Regions from separate parts of the Homo sapiens genome. Here region 1 is linked to region 2. A link is an interaction called in ENCODE POLR2A ChIA-PET data of the cell type or tissue named here. Cell type or tissue: HepG2. All regions are shown on one strand. Each heading gives the region's core, and the rest is flanking DNA. Links, peaks and the distances in the headings are about the cores only.

What was found. ChIA-PET counts read pairs that join two places held together with the same protein. Peaks named below come from ENCODE experiments on the same cell type or tissue, not always from the same donor. Only the 100,000 strongest peaks of a DNase experiment are listed, where the experiment ranks them.
Region 1: POLR2A ChIA-PET joins it to region 2 with 10 read pairs; 3 of 35 experiments call an interaction of 5 or more read pairs at or near these places.

What each region holds. Positions count from the first base shown.
Region 1 is chr17:50,458,964-50,467,286 of GRCh38, forward strand. ACSF2 (acyl-CoA synthetase family member 2) reads left to right here. Exons shown (of 16, transcript NM_025149.6): 2 at 1,714-1,909; 3 at 2,279-2,407; 4 at 2,670-2,723; 5 at 3,221-3,339; 6 at 3,457-3,622; 7 at 4,193-4,288; 8 at 4,432-4,589; 9 at 4,855-4,946; 10 at 5,255-5,331. It overlaps CHAD (chondroadherin), which reads right to left. Exons shown (of 4, transcript NM_001267.3): 2 at 6,744-6,907; 3 at 6,331-6,476; 4 at 5,533-6,086. The coding sequence ends at 6,335. Among named protein-coding and RNA genes, the nearest start is that of CHAD, 5.8 kb to the right of the region's middle. In HepG2, for the core only: no CTCF peak of the experiment used is centred there; a DNase peak (open chromatin) is centred at 278.
Region 2 is chr17:50,640,894-50,649,216 of GRCh38, forward strand. The region is part of intron 1 of ABCC3 (ATP binding cassette subfamily C member 3); the gene reads left to right. Among named protein-coding and RNA genes, the nearest start is that of ABCC3, 10 kb to the left of the region's middle. RefSeq lists enhancers at 1-157, 1-129. In HepG2, for the core only: no CTCF peak of the experiment used is centred there; DNase peaks (open chromatin) are centred at 2,058 and 4,588.

The DNA of each region.
Region 1 (8,323 bases), core at 188-8,187, 180 kb before region 2:
CTTAGAAGAAGGACTGTGGCTTGTTCTATCTCTAGTCCTAGCATAGTACTTGGCACATACGGGTGCTCACTGAATGTGTGTCGAAAGCATGGTCGATAAATGCCATGAATGGATGGTAAAATGCCTGTCGACTACAGAGCACTTCACCATTCGCAAAGCACCTTTGCAGGCCTGTTCACGCTTGAACGTCATGGCCCTGCTATGGAATAGGCAAGGCAGTCTCTTCATCCCCTTCGAGCCAAAGAGTAAACAGATAACTTGCCAGGTCCCACTGGGTTTTATTGGTTTGTTGTTTGAGACAGGGCCTCTCTCTGTCACCCAGGCTCAAGTGCAGTGGTGCAACCATGACTCACTGCAACCTCTGCCTCCCAGGCTCGAGTGATCCTCCCCCTTCAACCTCCGGAGTAGCTGGGACTACAGGCATGCGCCACCATACCTGGTTAATTGTTTAAAATGTTTCATAGAGACAGGGTTTCCCTATATTGCCCAGGCTGATCTCGAACTCCTGGGCTCAAGCGATCCTCCTGCTGCAGCCTCCCAAAGTGCTGGCAAGACTTTACAGGTGTGAGCCACCATGCCTGGCTCAGGTGCCACAGTTAATAAAAGGTGGGGAAAGTTAAGTGGAGCAGTAATGGAAGTGCAGGTTCTCCTCCAGCTTGACGTGCCCTTACTTAGGGGTTGTCTCTTACCTGGCAGGGCTGGGAGGAGATGGGTAGTTCCTGAAAGGCCGATGGAGAAAACTGGGGAGTAGGTTACTACTCCCGTGACTGCCCAGGCCTCTACCCAGACCTGTTTCCACCTGTGCACTGAAATGGATAGGTAGCCACATGTGAGAGGTGAAGAGTCCCGGCCCCAGACTAGAACCCGAGCCAGGTCCCGAGCTGGCTGCTTCCTCCACTCAACATCCCCAGCTCAGTACTCTCAGGCTCTTGGTGCCCCTTGCTTATCTGACATCTGGCCCCTTTGCCTTAACTGGCTGCTTTCAGCCAGCTTCTTAATTCCCTGGAGACAGAAACTGCCTGCCTGCCTTGTGACATCATCTGAGAGTGGGAGCTGGAGCCCAGGTGCCATTTGGCATATAGGGGCTTTCTTCTTCATCTGCAGGTGCCCAGGATCTTTAGCACCTGGCACTGAACACCTACAGGCCTGTGGAATAACAGGGGCCGCCCAGCTGCCTCTCTTAGGGCCTCCATCTGCCCTCTCCTTTATCCCTTTCCTATTCTGTCTTTGGCTTTCAGGCCCTCAGGAGAAAAACTGGCCCACCAAGGAGTCTAAAATCCTAAGACCTTGGATTCAAGCCCAGGGTCCAGGCACGCTTCCCTGGTTCCTCAGGAAGGACCCCAGTGACCTGTTTATTCTCCAGGAGGCAGGGGCTAGGGGTGAAGGCATGGTCCTGCTTTGTAAGATCTGTCTGTCTGCACAGGCAGGCTCTCCCAGGCTTCACTATGGCATCTCACCTTTCCCGGGAAGGCGAAGGAGGGCCCTTTGCTCCAGCTTGGTGTAACCTTGTCCCTGTCCTGCTGCCTTGGGATTAGGCTTGAGGTTGGGAAAAGGGTCTGGGGGATTTTAGGCTTACAAGAAGATCTGGAGGAAACCTAGTGGTCTCTAACACATTGTCAGCAGCCTACCCCCTGGCTTGGCTGGGTGTGCCATGCCCTTGGTTCCAGGGAGACTGATCTGGGACAGTCAAACCCATAGCTCCTCTCCCTACAGTTCCAGAGAGGTGGATCGCATGGTCTCCACGCCCATCGGAGGCCTCAGCTACGTTCAGGGGTGCACCAAAAAGCATCTTAACAGCAAGACTGTGGGCCAGTGCCTGGAGACCACAGCACAGAGGGTCCCAGAACGAGAGGCCTTGGTCGTCCTCCATGAAGACGTCAGGTTGACCTTTGCCCAACTCAAGGAGGAGGTGGGTCCTGACCTGGAAACCTCAAAGTGGGCAAGTACTAGCTCCCAAGCTGCCCTAGCTGGGCAGAACCAGGAGCGTGGGCACCTGGCTATGGGGCAATGTGCTAGGGCTGCCAGAGAACCCCGAGGGATGGCAGGAGAAGGAGACAGGACTGACGCACAAGGGGTCCAATGCCTCCTGTATCAGCAGCTCCTGGGGCACCTGTTAACTATGCAGGCCCCAGGGCAGACCCACTGAGGCTGGGAATCTGCCTGTCCCTTTGTCCCCAGTGACTGTGATGAGAACTCCGGGCTAAGGGCTGAGGGTGGGAGTCTTGGGCCCCTTCCTGCTTGCCCCCTTTCACCCCTTGCGCCCCATCTTTTACACTAGGTGGACAAAGCTGCTTCTGGCCTCCTGAGCATTGGCCTCTGCAAAGGTGACCGGCTGGGCATGTGGGGACCTAACTCCTATGCATGGGTGCTCATGCAGTTGGCCACCGCCCAGGCGGGCATCATTCTGGTGAGGAGGGGCTTGCTTGGCACAGCTTGGTGTGCATGGGGGAACATCACTGAAGGGGAGCCCCTCAGGCCCTCAGCCCCAGGATCAAACCAGTGCCTTGTTGGTTTCAAACCAGGTAGTGCTTTCTCCTGAGGCCCACCAAGGAGGTCTCTGGGAGTTAGGGGGCTGTAGAGTGCTGCCTCTATGCCTCCTGGGGGCGGAGGGGCAGCAGGAGGGACAGGGTCTGCCCAGAATACTGATATGCCCTCGCCGCTTCCACCAGGTGTCTGTGAACCCAGCCTACCAGGCTATGGAACTGGAGTATGTCCTCAAGAAGGTACAGCTCATTTGTCGGGGAGGGGCCCGGCTGGGGCCTGGCACAGGGGGCTGCACAGACTCTGCTTGTCAGAGTCTGACGGTGTGAGCTAGGGCATGCATAGGCGGGTGATACGCAGAGTGTCCTTCCTTAGGCCATGTGTGATTGGAAGGTGGCCCCAACTCCAAGGAGAGCGTGGTTGGTCAGACACAAACCTGGCGTGAGTGTGCAGGGACGGGGGCATGTGTGTGTCAGGGCAGAGGTGTGTGTGTGTGTGTGTGTGTGTGCGTGTGTCCATCCTCATATGTGATGCATATGTGTCTCAGGGTGTGGTGTGTGTGTCTCGGGGCTGGTACATGTGTGCATTTGTCTTGGAGTGTGGTGCCTGTGAGTGTGCTGGAGGTGTGTGTGTCAGAAGCGGGTGCATCTGTATGAGAGCAGCTGATTAGTGAGGACTCCCCCAGAGCTCTAGTCTGGGGCTCCCCGCTGACTGGAGGTGGGGGACTCCCCTTCCACAGGTGGGCTGCAAGGCCCTTGTGTTCCCCAAGCAATTCAAGACCCAGCAATACTACAACGTCCTGAAGCAGATCTGTCCAGAAGTGGAGAATGCCCAGCCAGGGGCCTTGAAGAGTCAGAGGTGGGTGTGTCCCAGGTTAGTGGGTGGTGCATCATTCAGCATCCCTGATTCCTTCACTTCCTACCCACCCTGCCCCCTCCCTCAGCCCCTGTCTCTCACCATCGTCCCCAACCCCAGGCTCCCAGATCTGACCACAGTCATCTCGGTGGATGCCCCTTTGCCGGGGACCCTGCTCCTGGATGAAGTGGTGGCGGCTGGCAGCACACGGCAGCATCTGGACCAGCTCCAATACAACCAGCAGTTCCTGTCCTGCCATGACCCCATCAACATCCAGTTCACCTCGGTAGGGCAGAGGTCTCCAGGCCCCAAGCCCAGATGGACACATGCCCCCTGTCCCTGTGACACTTCCGCGGGGATGGGGAGACAGCAGAGGAGAGCATGCCTTCTTTACTGAGACTGGCCTTCAGCTGTCCTCTCTGCCCTGGAAAATATCAGCACCTGGTGTCCTTGTCACATTTCCTCCCCTAGCCCCCCGCCCTCTCCACTCCAGCCCTCTTGTTCCCGGTGCAGTGGCAGATTCACTGAACCAACACAGGTTGGAACTGCTACAGGCTGCCCCTCATTTAGCTGATGAGGAATCAGAGACGCAGAAGAGAGAATTTGCCCAAGCCAGCTTGTGGGTGGCAGAGTTCTCTGGGCCATGTAAGTGGCATGAGAACGGAGACCTTATCTTCTGCATTGCTGGACCCTGACACCTGGTATCGTGGTAGACCTTTTGCAAATATACTGAACAGATGGATCTGGGGCAACAATCCCTGTCTCCTGATTCCCGGTCCCGTGCTCTTCAAGGCAGTGGCCCAGGGTGGGAAGGAGATGAGAAGGAGGCCAAGCCATGCCCTGTTTGCCTTGTCAGGGGACAACAGGCAGCCCCAAGGGGGCCACCCTCTCCCACTACAACATTGTCAACAACTCCAACATTTTAGGAGAGCGCCTGAAACTGCATGAGAAGGTGAGGCGGCACTAGGCCCAGGGCAAGGCTGCAGGAGGGGTGGCTCAGGCAGGGGTGGGGGGCTGGCTGGGCTCCCCTTGCCAGCTAGAGAGGAACTGGCGTCTGGCTCCAAGACAGACCCAGCCTCCTGTCTCCATCACCAGACACCAGAGCAGTTGCGGATGATCCTGCCCAACCCCCTGTACCATTGCCTGGGTTCCGTGGCAGGCACAATGATGTGTCTGATGTACGGTGCCACCCTCATCCTGGCCTCTCCCATCTTCAATGGCAAGAAGGCACTGGAGGCCATCAGCAGAGAGAGGTGGGCACTGGTGGACAGGCTACTTGTGGGCTGATAAAACCCTCTTCTTCCTCACTCCTGGGCCCTGACACCTTTCCAAGCTGCCTCCTCCCTCCAGCCAGGAGACTGAGGATGGGGACAGTGGAGGACCCCCAGGAGAGGACCAGTTCCTGCCTCAGGAGCTTCTCCTGCCTATTCCCTTTGCTGCAGTTTCATGGCGGGGTGGGTGAGAACAGGGAGTTCCCTTCCACTTCCAAGCCTAATTTCGAGACCTCCTCCTATACAGAGGCACCTTCCTGTATGGTACCCCCACGATGTTCGTGGACATTCTGAACCAGCCAGACTTCTCCAGTTATGACATCTCGACCATGTGTGGAGGTGGGGTGGGGCCAAGGGCAGCCAGGCTTGGGGAGGGGGCTGCTTCCCCCACAGGAATGGCCCGGGTGAGTTAGCTATGCTCCCAGTCTTTTATATAGGGGGCAAGAAGGACGCTGTAAAAATGTGGGTGGGAGGGAGGGAGATCCCCAGTGTCCCTGGACACCAGCCCAGGGCCAGCTGCCAGGTGTAGGAAAGGCTCGGGGTCAGAGGAGAAAAGGGAATGTTCCTCCCCTGAATGAGCTGTAGGTGAAAGGACTCCACTGGGCCTGGAGAATTGGGGAGCTGTGTCAGCCCTCTCTCTGATTCAGGTGTCATTGCTGGGTCCCCTGCACCTCCAGAGTTGATCCGAGCCATCATCAACAAGATAAATATGAAGGACCTGGTGGTGAGTGGTGACTGCGGCCCGGGCTGTGGGCAGGCCAGGCCTGGGATGACAGCAGATGGACAGACATGGGGATGAGTCCAGGCCAGATGTTCAAAGGAGACCCTCTCAGCCAGCCCTCCTTCCAGAAAGCAGATGTGAGAAAAGATAGTCTGACCTCATCAGCACCTGGTGGGTGAAGGAGATAGGTGGCAGGGGAGTAAATATAATACATACATACATTTATATTTATAGAAATCTCAGGAAGAAATTGCAGCATGGGAAGATGGACAGCAAAGCACCGATGTCCTGCTAGAACGTCCTGGCAGGTGGGGGCTGGCAGAGTTGGGGCATGGGCTTTAAAACCCTTTCTGGAAGCAAGGGGTGGGGCAAGGATCTGATGATTGTTTCCACGTGGCAGGGAAAGAGGAACAGAGGAAGGATGATCCTGGGAGGGTGGCCATCCTGATGACCAACCTGTTGTGGTTCTGATTGACTTGGGGGGGGGGTCTCAGCAACAGCTTCTCCAAGAGGAGCTGGAGGGTGGGGAAGGCATGAAGGCTGGGGAGAGGCTCAGCCTTCCTTCTCCCCAGGACACTGCTGGGTGGAGCTGGGTTGGTAGTGGAGTGCCCGAGGCCCCCTGCCAGGACGTGTCTAGGTGTAGGCAGCTCTGTGCATCAGCAGAGGCTGTGGGGAGAAGGTATGGGTGGAGGTGAGAAGGTCAGTAGTCTCTCCGGTGGAAGGCAGAGGCCAGTCACCAGGACTGGCTGGGTCAGAACCTGCAAAGAGGCAAAGATCGATGTCAGTACTCCAACAACACAGATGATGCTTGAAGAAAATGGTGGAAGTCCTGGGCAGGACCTTTTCCTCCCTTCAACAGGGGACCCAGTCGTCCCCTCCTCTCTCTGTAAAAATGGAGGGTCTGCCTGACCCTCCAGGGCCAGGGGGTATCCTGGAAGATACCAGCTCACTTGCTGGAATCACCAAAGAGGGACATAGGGGACCTGTTTACCTGGCCCCCACCTGTTTAATGGCGGCCAGCTTTCTTGGACCTCTTGGTGGGGAACTTGCAGCTGCGGAAGGCGTCCGTGTCACGGATGTGCTGGCCCTTGAACTTGGCAGGTGAGGCACAGGTGGCATCTGGGCGGGAGGCCTTGGCTTCCAGCCACCTGGAGAGACAGAAACTTGCTGGGGCTGGGGAAGAAGGTGGGAGTGCTGGGGGGAAGGGCAGTGAACTATGGGGCCAGGATTGACTTGGCCACAGGATAGTCTGAAGCTGTCATCTTCATTTTACAAATGGGGAAACTGAGGCTCCCAGGGTCCCATGCTTATTAGGTAGCAGATCTAGGATGCATGTCCAACATGTCTTAGTGCAGGGCTAATGTGCCTCTATCACATGAGGGTGGGCTCTGGGAGTGACATGGAAGTGTTCTTACCGCCGAAGGCCCCGGAGCTGGCAGGTACACTTCCAGGGGTTATTGGTAAGGGCGAGGGTCTCCAGGCTGTCGAAGGGGAAGTTGGAGGGTAGCTGGTTCAAGCGGTTGTTCTCCAAATGGACGTGTTTCAGCGTGGTTACACCCAGGAAGGCACCATCTGAGAACTGGGGAGCAAGGTGGGAGCAAGGTGGGAGCAAGGTGGTCATGAGTGAATGAGTAAGCACCCGAGTGCCAGAGGGGCAGGATCCTTCCCTGAACCTGAGCCATAGCACTTTGAGGAGTTTCCCAGTTTTCAAAGCAGTATGACCAAGTGATCTCAGATAATCCAATCTACACAACCCCCTTTGAGACAGATGGTGTTATTTTCTTTTTTTTTTTTTTTTCCTTTTTTTTTTTTTGAGATGGAGTCTCACTGTGTTGCCCAGGCTGGAGCACAGTGGCACGATCTCAGCTCACTGCAAGCTCCGCCTCCCGGGTTCACGCCATTCTCCGGCCTCAGCCTCCTGAGTAGCTGGGACTACAAGTGCCCGCCACCATGCCCGGCTAATTTTTTTGTATTTTTTTAGTAGAGACGCAGTTTCACCATGTTAGCCAGGATGGTCTCGATCTCCTGACCTCGTGATCTACCCGCCTCAGCCTCCCAAAGTGCTGGGATTACAGGCGTGAGCCACCACGCCCAGCCAGGTGGTGTTATTTTCAATATGCAAATGGGGAAACGGAAAAAGCGCAGTCCTTTGCCCTGGGTCACAGCAGTGGGTAAACAGTAGCCACAGGACCACACCCAGCTCCTCTTCCCCTGGCACCACAATCCCTGCACAAACACTGGGACTGTGGGGCTGCCAGAGTTTGGCCCCAGCAATCCAAACTGGTACACGGTGAACTTGGTCTGTGCTTGGTGGAGTGGGCAGTGGGCCCAGGCTCCCCACAGTCCCAGGGTCCCAGGACTTCCCTCAGCTCTGTCCTCACTGCTCCCCCACTGCCAGCCAGACGCTATTTGTGAAGCCACCTTGGTGGAGCCTTTGGCCAGGTTGGACGGCTCCAGAGGAAATGTTCTATTGGTGCCCACACCTTTGCCCAGGCGCCACAATTCCTGTCTGGCCTCCCCTGCCCCAAACCAGCCCCTAATTCGCTGCTCTGCTGCCCACTGAAAGACCACTCTGGCACTGGTGGGCCACAGGGGACTCCAACTTCAGCTGGGGAGAGGCAGGGCTGAAGAAGGGCAGGCTTGAGCAGGCTCCTTCCACCCAGACAAAGGTTGGCTGCTGCCCAAGTGAGATTCTGCCCACATCTCCACACCCGCACCCTTTCCTGTGGCCCACATTGAGGTATGAAGGTCTCCAGTAACCAGACTCTCCTCTACCTTGTTGGTTCCCCACCCAAACCTCCTGGCTGAAGCCCCTGTACCAGGGTGATTTTTCCAGTCCCAGAGAAGGGATTCTGCTCTGATCCAAGGTAGCCCCACCTGGCCAGACACTGGGCACCCCAGGGGAGAAAGGAATGAGTGAGGATGCAGACAGGAGATGGGTCTAGTGACGGAGGAGGGCAAAGGGCAGTTAGCAGTCTGGAGACAGTGAGTCACG
Region 2 (8,323 bases), core at 110-8,109:
CATTGCTGCTGAGTCAATGGTCTTGTCTGTTCATCCCTTCCCTATCTGGGACTTCAGGAGCTGCCCTGCAGTGGTGGCTTCCTTCTCCAGTACCACACAGGAATAGGGAAGTAATGACTCTTCTCATGACAGAGACTGTCAACAGGCCTGGGGCCCCCAGGGCTTGGGAAGTCCCTGGCAAAGCTGGGGCAGAGGGCTCCGGGGTCCTCACCCCCCGCCCCCATCGCCTGTATGAGTCTGCAGTGATTTCAGCTTCAGTGACCATGAAGTCTGCCATGAGGGGGCCTCTGCCACGTGGTCCATTCTGGATGTGGGACCTTACCCCTTATCAGCCCCATCCAGCTGTTTAATCGCATTATTAAGGAAGCTGTTGTTGCTGTGGAAACTGTGTGGGTGATGGTGGGGGAGGGGGCTGTGGGCTCAGCTCTCACCTCCCAGCAGTGCTCTTCAGAGCGGGAATGAGAGGAGAGCCTTGAGTAGGGATCGTCATCCTGCCCTGCAGGGATTCAGGGAGTGTTACAGGGTCCAGGGAATAACCTTCACTGGCCCTGTCCTCACCTTCATTTTACACATAACTGAGTTGGAGACCCTTCTGGGTGCCAAGAACTGTGGCCTTGGTACCAGGGAGAGAACACTGTGTTCCTGGGCATGAAGCTGCAGAGGCTGCGGCTGGAGTTGGCACCCTCCATTTATCTATTCATTTGTTTATTCATTCTTTTGTTCAATAGATGGTTATTGAGTACCTTCTCTGTGCCAGGCCCTGCTCTAAGCAACAGGAAATACCATCAACTGCAGAATACAGAGCTAAAGAATCTGTCTTCGTGGAGCATATACTCTAGTGGGAAGAGGCAGTAAAACAAGAATCATAAAGGCCAGGTGCAGTGGCTCATGCCTGTAATCCCAGCACTTTGGGAGGCCGAAGCAGGAGGATCACTTGAGCCCAGAAGTTCGAGACCAGTCTGGGCCACATAGTGGGACCCCATCTCTACAAAAAAATTAAAAAATTAGCTGGGCGTGGTGGCACATGCCTGTAGTCCCAGCTACTCAGGAGGCTGAGGCAGGAGGATCGCTTGAGCCCAAGAGGTCAAGATTACAGTGGGGAAAAAAAAAAAAAAAGAACAGTTGAATGTGGCACTGTCATGCCGTTCAACCTGTAATTTGAAGGTAGAATGGACAGGGTTTGCTGAGAGACCGGATGTGGGATGTGAGAGAAAGAGAAGAATCAGGGGCAACTCCAAGGACTCTGGTCTGGGAAGAGAGACAGGAGGAAGGAACTGCCATCCCCGGGCCAGGCAGGCTAGAAAGGCAGGGACGGCCAAGAGCTCAGTTCTGGACGTGTTTTGTATGACGTGTCCCATAGTTGATGTCCTAGCTCAGGGTCTGGAGTGAACCAAATAGGGAGTTAGGGGTGAGGGCCTGTGTGGGCGGGTACCCCCTGCCTCCTAGGGAGGGCCCTGCCCAGGTGGGACATGCTTATCTCAAGGAAAGGAGCCCAGGCTGAATGCCCTTGAGGGTCAAAGCAGCCACCCAGTTCTCACAGCCCCAAAGTCCCCTGGTTGTTGCCACAGAGCAGGTGTCTGCGAAACCAAAACACGGGCCTGACAGCTGGAGGCTCCATCACCCGCTTCCCTGAGTGTTGTCCCGTTGCCATCGAAGTGCTTTGCTGTTCATTCTCCCTCACCTTCTCCCCGCTGTGGGGAGGTGACCAGATGCTGTCATCACTCCCATTACTCACAGGTGGAGACTGAGGTTCAAGGGCACGAAGGGGCTCACCAACAGTTGCATGGCTCAAAAGTGGCAGAAGCCATCCTGGATTCTCCGCATCGGGGTTGGGTTCTTCCTGTGGCCACTCCCCACCCGCCTTACAGAGCCATGCCACCGGCCTGCAAGTGCACACAGCGATTCCCACCATGTCCCCACGCCTGGGCTCCTGTCCTCAACATGCACACTCCCTTGTGAGTCAATGGCCCCGTGTGGCATCACAAAGCCTGGGTGCCTGTCCCGGCCACACACTGCTGGGTGTCCTTGAACCTGTTGCCAAAGTGGGTGTAGTTTCTCTTTTGTACACTGGGCCTAACAGTGCCCCTCCTATATACCCCTGGAAGTTGTTCTGAGACAACATCCAGATAACAACTAGGTAAGTGCAGTAATAAAATGCGGGAGAAACATTAGGGGCCTTTATTTTCCTCACTTAACTGGCTGCCAGGGAAAAGCAAGGAAAGGTCAGAGGCTGGGGTGCCCCAGAGAGGCCCCATGTAGATGAGGCTCTGGCTGGGCCCAGAGAAATGGGATGTACACTCCGGCCCAGAGACCTGAAGATCTGGGTTCAGGGCAGCTTTGGGACAGGCTATCTGGATGGCAACTAACTGGAGTACCTGATCAGGCCTAGAGGTGTGTCCTGTGACCCAGTGTCCAGGCCTGGGCCAGCATGTCAGAGACTCAGCAAGAGTATGTGGGTCCTTGGCTCACATTGTTTGAGCAACTACTGAATACTGAATAGGACTACTGAATACTGAATACTGAATAGGACAAGATGTACATGGTACAACTTCTGCCCACCTGGGCCTTCAATGAAATGCCCCCAGGCAGCATGTCCCTGACTGCATGCTTCACAGAGCAGGGATAGGCCTGCCCAACGTGCCACTGTATCTGCAGAACCCAGCCCACTGCCTGACTCACCAAGGCCCTCACCAAACATTGTCAAGGCCAAGAGTGACGCTCCAGGGAAGGGGATCTCTCTAGGAGGAAGGGTGCTCAAGATGAAGAAGGTGGGTTTTCAGCCAGGCCTGTCACCCCTCCCTGGAGTGGTTAGGTTAGGATTTTGACAAGTGGTAAAAAGAGGGACTAGGTTGAGCAAGGGGGTAGGAGCAAGAATCTCAGAGCAGATTTAGGATGAAGTGAGTTGGCTGTGGGGGAAGGGAGCAATGGGAAAGGAGGTGGGAGGAGATGCCATGGGGGGGGTCTTGAGGACCAGGTTGGGTGCTAGGATGTGGCTTCATGAGCAGCAGGAGTCACTGCAGGTTTGTGGGCATGAGGCAAGAGGCACAAAGCTGTATTTTGGGAAGAGCCATCTCGCAGGTGGGCAGGGGCACTGGAGGGCAGAGGGCTGCCCCAGATGGGATTAAGAAGGGAAGGCAGGCCAGGCACAGTGGCTCACGCCTGAAATCCTGGCACTTTGGGAGGCTGAGGCGGGCGGATCACAAGGTCAGGAGTTCGAGACCAGCCTGACCAACACGGTGAAACCCCGTCTCTACTAAAAATACAAAAATTAGCTGGGCGTGGTGGCGGGCATCTGTAATCCCAGCTACTCAGGAGGCTGAGGCAGGAGAATCATTTGAACCCGGGAGGTGGAGGTTGCAGTGAGCCAAGGTCACACCACTGCACTCCAGCCTGGGTGACAGAGCCAGACTCCGTCTCAAAAAAAAAAAAAAAAAAAAAAGGAAGAAGGGAAGGCAGGCTGGGGAGGTTGGGGAAAGGAAGCAGGGAGTGCAGATCACTCCCCTTCCATGAGTTGTTTTCTTAAGATGCTAGAACTTGGCCAGGCATGGTGGCTCACCCCTGTAATCCCAGCACTTTGGGAGGCTGAGGCTGGCAGATCACTTGAGGTCAGGAGTTCCAGACCAGCCTGGCCAACATGGTGAAACCCCATCTCTACTAATAATACAAAATTTAGCTGGGTGTGGTGGTGTGCACCTGTGGTCCTAGCTACTTGGGAGGCTGAGACAGGAGAATCACTTGAACCCTGGAGGCACAGGTTGCAGAGAGCTGAGATCGTGCCACTGCACTCCAGCCGAGGTGACAGAGTGAGACTCCGTCTCAAAACCAAAACAAAACAAAAACCAAGGCCGGGTGCAGTGGCTCATGCCTGTAATCCCAGCACTTTGGGAGGCCGAGGTGGGCAGATCACAAGGTCAGGAGATCGAGACCATCCTCGCTAACACGGTAAAACCCCGTCTCTACTAAAAATACAAAAAATTAGACGGGCATGGTGGCGGGCGCCTGTAGTCTCAGCCAATCAGGAGGCTGAGGCAGGAGAATGGCGTGAACCCGGGAGGCGGAGCTTGCAGTGAGCCGAGATCACGCCACTGCACTCCAGCCTGGGCGACAGAGCGAGACTCCGTCTCAAAAACAAGCAAACAAAAAAACAGAAAACAAAAATTAGCCTGGCGTAGTGGCATGTGCCTGTAATTCCAGCTACCCAGGAGGCTGAGGTGGGAGAATCGCTTGAACCCTGGAGGCAGAGGTTGCAGTGAGCCAAGGTCGCACCACTGCACTCCAGCCTGGGTGACAGAGCGAGACTTGGCCTTAAAAAAAAAAAAAAAAGAAAGAAATTAACCAGCCGTGGTGGTGCACGCCCGTAATCCCAGCTACTCAGAAGGCTGAGGCACGAGAATCACTTGAACACGGGAGGCAGAGGTTGCAGTAAGCCAAGATTGTGCCACTGCCCTCCAGCCTGGGCGACAGAGCAAGATTCCATCAAAAAAAAAAAAAAAAAAAAAAAAAAAAGATGGGAGAACTCAGAACTCAAGCATATAGATTATTCAACAGTTCACATAGCCAGATAGTTCAAGGCCAGCTGTGGGCTTTGAATGCCATAGTAAAATGTTTGAACTTTGCCTTCTAGGCAGTAGGGAGCTACTGAAAGTTTAAAGGGATGGTATACTATTATTCTTTCATTCATTTATTCAATAAACGTGTATGTGTGTGTGTGTATTTTTTTTTTAAGAGTCCAGGTCTTGCTCTGTTGCTCAGGCTAGAGTGGAGTGGCATAATCATGGCTCACTGCAGCAACAAACTCCCGGGCTCAAGAGATCCTCCCGCCTTAGCCTCCATGTAACTGGGACTACAGGTGCCTGTCACCAGACCAGGCTAATGTTTTACATTTTTGTAGAGACAGCGTCTTGCTATGTTGCCCAGGCTGGTCTCAAACTCCTGGCCTCAAGTGATGCTCCTGCCTTGGCCTCTCAAAGCACTGGGCAATGTCCCTGGTCTTCAATAAATATTTGATTTATTTAAGCAAATCTTTTTTCTGAGCACCTACTATGTGCTAGGCACCATTCTAAGTACTTAGGATACATAGATAAATAAAATAAAGGTTCTTCCCTTCAAAGAGCTTACATGTCAGCAAGTAAAGGAAAAGATGAGAGAAAATATAATAAATCAGTAAATTATATATCATGTCAAAAGGTGATAGGTGTTATAGAGAAAAGAAAAAGCGGAGAAGGGTGGGAGAATTGGGAATACAGGGGTGGGACACAGGTGGCAGTATTAAACAGGATGGTCAGGGTAGGCTTCATTGAGAAAGAAAGACTTCAGGATGTCTGGGGGAGGAGTGTTCCAGGAAGAGAGAAGAGCAAGTGCAAAGGCCCTGAGACAGGAGCAGCAAGTGCATTTAGAAACAGCAAGGAGGCCAGTGGCTGGAGTGAAGCAGGAAAGGCGGGGAGAGGGTCATGGGTTGGGGGAAGGGACATTGTGCAGGTCTATGCAGGCTATTGTAGGGTGTATGGAGTGAAGATGTCAAGTCAGCAGTTAGATATGGAGCTGGAGATTTGGGGAGCAATGAGCTGGAGAGATAGACTTGAAAGTCATTGGCATATAGATGGTACATCATATCATCATATGAGACTGCATGGGATTGCCAAGAGGTTGAGTGCAGATAGGAAGGAGGCAGAGAAGAGGAAAGGACTGAGCTCCAGGACCCTCTTGCACCAGGCAGGGGAATCAGCAAAGAGACTGTGATGGCATGGCCAGAAAGGAAGGGGAAAACCATGCAGGATCTGGGACCCCAGGGAATCTGAAGGGAAGAGACCAGAAGTCTATGGCAATTGCTCATGAAGAGATGAGGGTCTGGCCAAGGGGCCAGGTGGGAGGAACCAGGTAAGAGATATTATCATCCCAATGTTACCCTTAAAGAAACCAAGGCCCAGAGAGGGGAGAGGTTAAGAACCTGGGTCAAGATCACACAGCTTAAGTGTGACTTCTTCTTTTTATTTTTTATTTTTTTGAGACGGAGTCTCCCTCTGTCACCAGGCTGGAGTGCAGTGGCACAATCTCAGCTCACTGCAACCTCCGCCTCCCGGGTTCAAACAGTTCACCTGCCTCAGCCTCCCGAGTAGCTGGGATTACAGGTGCCTGCCACCACGCCCAGCTAATTTTTGTATTTTTAGTAGAGACGGGATTTCACCATGTTGGTCAGGCTGGTCTCGAACTCCTGACCTCGTGATCTTCCCACCTCAGCCTCCCAAAGAGCTGGGATTACAGGTGTAAGCCATTGTGCCCGGCCAAGTGTGAGTTCTTTTAAGCTGTGTGACCTTGGCCAAGGTGCTTAACCTTTCCCTGCCAAGTCTCAAACACCTCTTTGTCCAGCTACTATGCTTCCATCAAGAATCAATAGGACCTATGTCCCTACAGGTGTCAGGGTAGCTGGCAGAATGGTGATGCCCTTGGCAGAGGCAGGCAAGGCCAAAGGAAGGGCTGGTTCTGGCAGGGAGTGAAGGATCTTACTTTGAGAGGTATTGAATATGAGGTGGCTGCAGACAGATGGTGACGCCATCTGAGAGGCAGCAGGAAGTAGGCGCTGAGGCTCAGGAGGTGATTTGAGCTGTTGATCTGGATTTGGGACTCCTCAGGACAATCTGTGAACAATGATGAGAGAGAGCACCAAGGACCAAGGTCTGAACTTGGGAGCTAGGGCCCATGTCCACAGGGTGAACTGGAAGGAAGATAAGGAGACAGCAAGGAATGCTTGCCAAGAAACCAGGAGACCAGGAAAGAGTAGTTTCCAAGAGATGGGGGAAGCCCACACTGTTGCAGGGAGGTCCTGCATAAAGTCTGAAACGGGTCTATTTAATTCGCCCTTGGAGGCTGGGCATGGTGTCTCACACCTGTAATCCCAGCACTTTGGGAGGCCAAGGCGGGTGGATGACCTGAGGTCAAGAGTTTGAGAACCAGCCTGGTCAACATGGCAAAACCCCGTCTGTACTAAAAATACAAAAATTGGCCGGGCGTGGTGGTGGAAGCCTGTAATCCCAGCTACTCGGGAGGCTGAGGCAGGAGAATCACCTGAATCCCAGAGGCGGAGGTTGCTGTGAGCTGAGATCACACCACTGCACACCAGCCTGGGAGACAGAGCAAGACTCTGCCCAAAAGAAAAAAAAAAATTGTAGTTGGAAGGACTTCTGGTTCTATAGGGTGGATTGAACACAAGACTTTATCTCCAGTCCTTCCTGATTTTCCATCAAAGTGACAGTAAGGAATAAAGAATGTAAACCTACAAGGACAAAGAGAAGAGGAGACAACAGCAGACAAGATATTAACACCTTTTTGGAAAGTGAGAAACAGGTTGAGGAGTGATCACTGACACAGCAGAGAACAACTGAAACCAAAGGCCATTTGGAGTCTGTAAAAGCTCGGGGATTGGAGGGCTGAAGGAGGCAAGGGGAAGAGCAGGGCTGAAAGCAGCGGCTGCTAGGAGAATGCATAAGGAGAGATGAAACACCCAAGATACTTATCCATCTCCTCTCAAAGCCAGGCAAATTCCAGCCACCTCACAGAAGACCAGCAGTTTATTCTGTGGAATTAAGTAAAAGTCTGCATACTGAAGGATAGAACCCTCAGCCCTCACTCCTAAATTGGTCCCAGAGAAAAGACCTCCAGATTCTTCCAGTTGTTGGGGGAGTCTTCCCTAAAGGACCAGGTTCCTACTTGATCACTCTGCAGTGAAGCCCAACAGCCAATAAGCTTGGTCCTCGGTACTCTGTCTTCAGTAGCTGTTTCTTGGTCCTTGGTCCTTGGTACTCTCACTCATCATTGTTCACAGATTGCCCTGAGGAGTCCCAGATCCAGTCCCAAATCCACCTGCCCCCAACACACAGAGCAGCCAACTCTTTAGTGTCTTACTCCAAAATATTGAGACAGCCAAGCCGCAAGAATCACCACAGGTCGGGTGCAGTGACTCACGCCTGTAATCCCAGCACTTTGGGAGGCCGAGGCAGGCGGATCACTTGAAGTCAGGAGTTCGAGACCAGCCTGGCCAACATGGCAAAACCCCTCTACTAAAAATACAAAAATTAGCTGGGCATTGTGACACGTGCCTGTAATCCCAGCTACTCGGGAGGCTGAGGCAGGAGAATTTCTTGAACCTCAGAGGCAGAGGTTGCAGTGAGCTGAGATCGTACTACCACACTCCAGCCTGGGCGACAGAGGGAGACTCCATCTCAAAAAAAAAAAAAAAAAGTCACCACACATTTGAGGAAAAATTCTGTTAAAATAAAAACTTTAGACAAATTAAATTTAGCAGAGTTTATCTGAGCAAAGAACAATT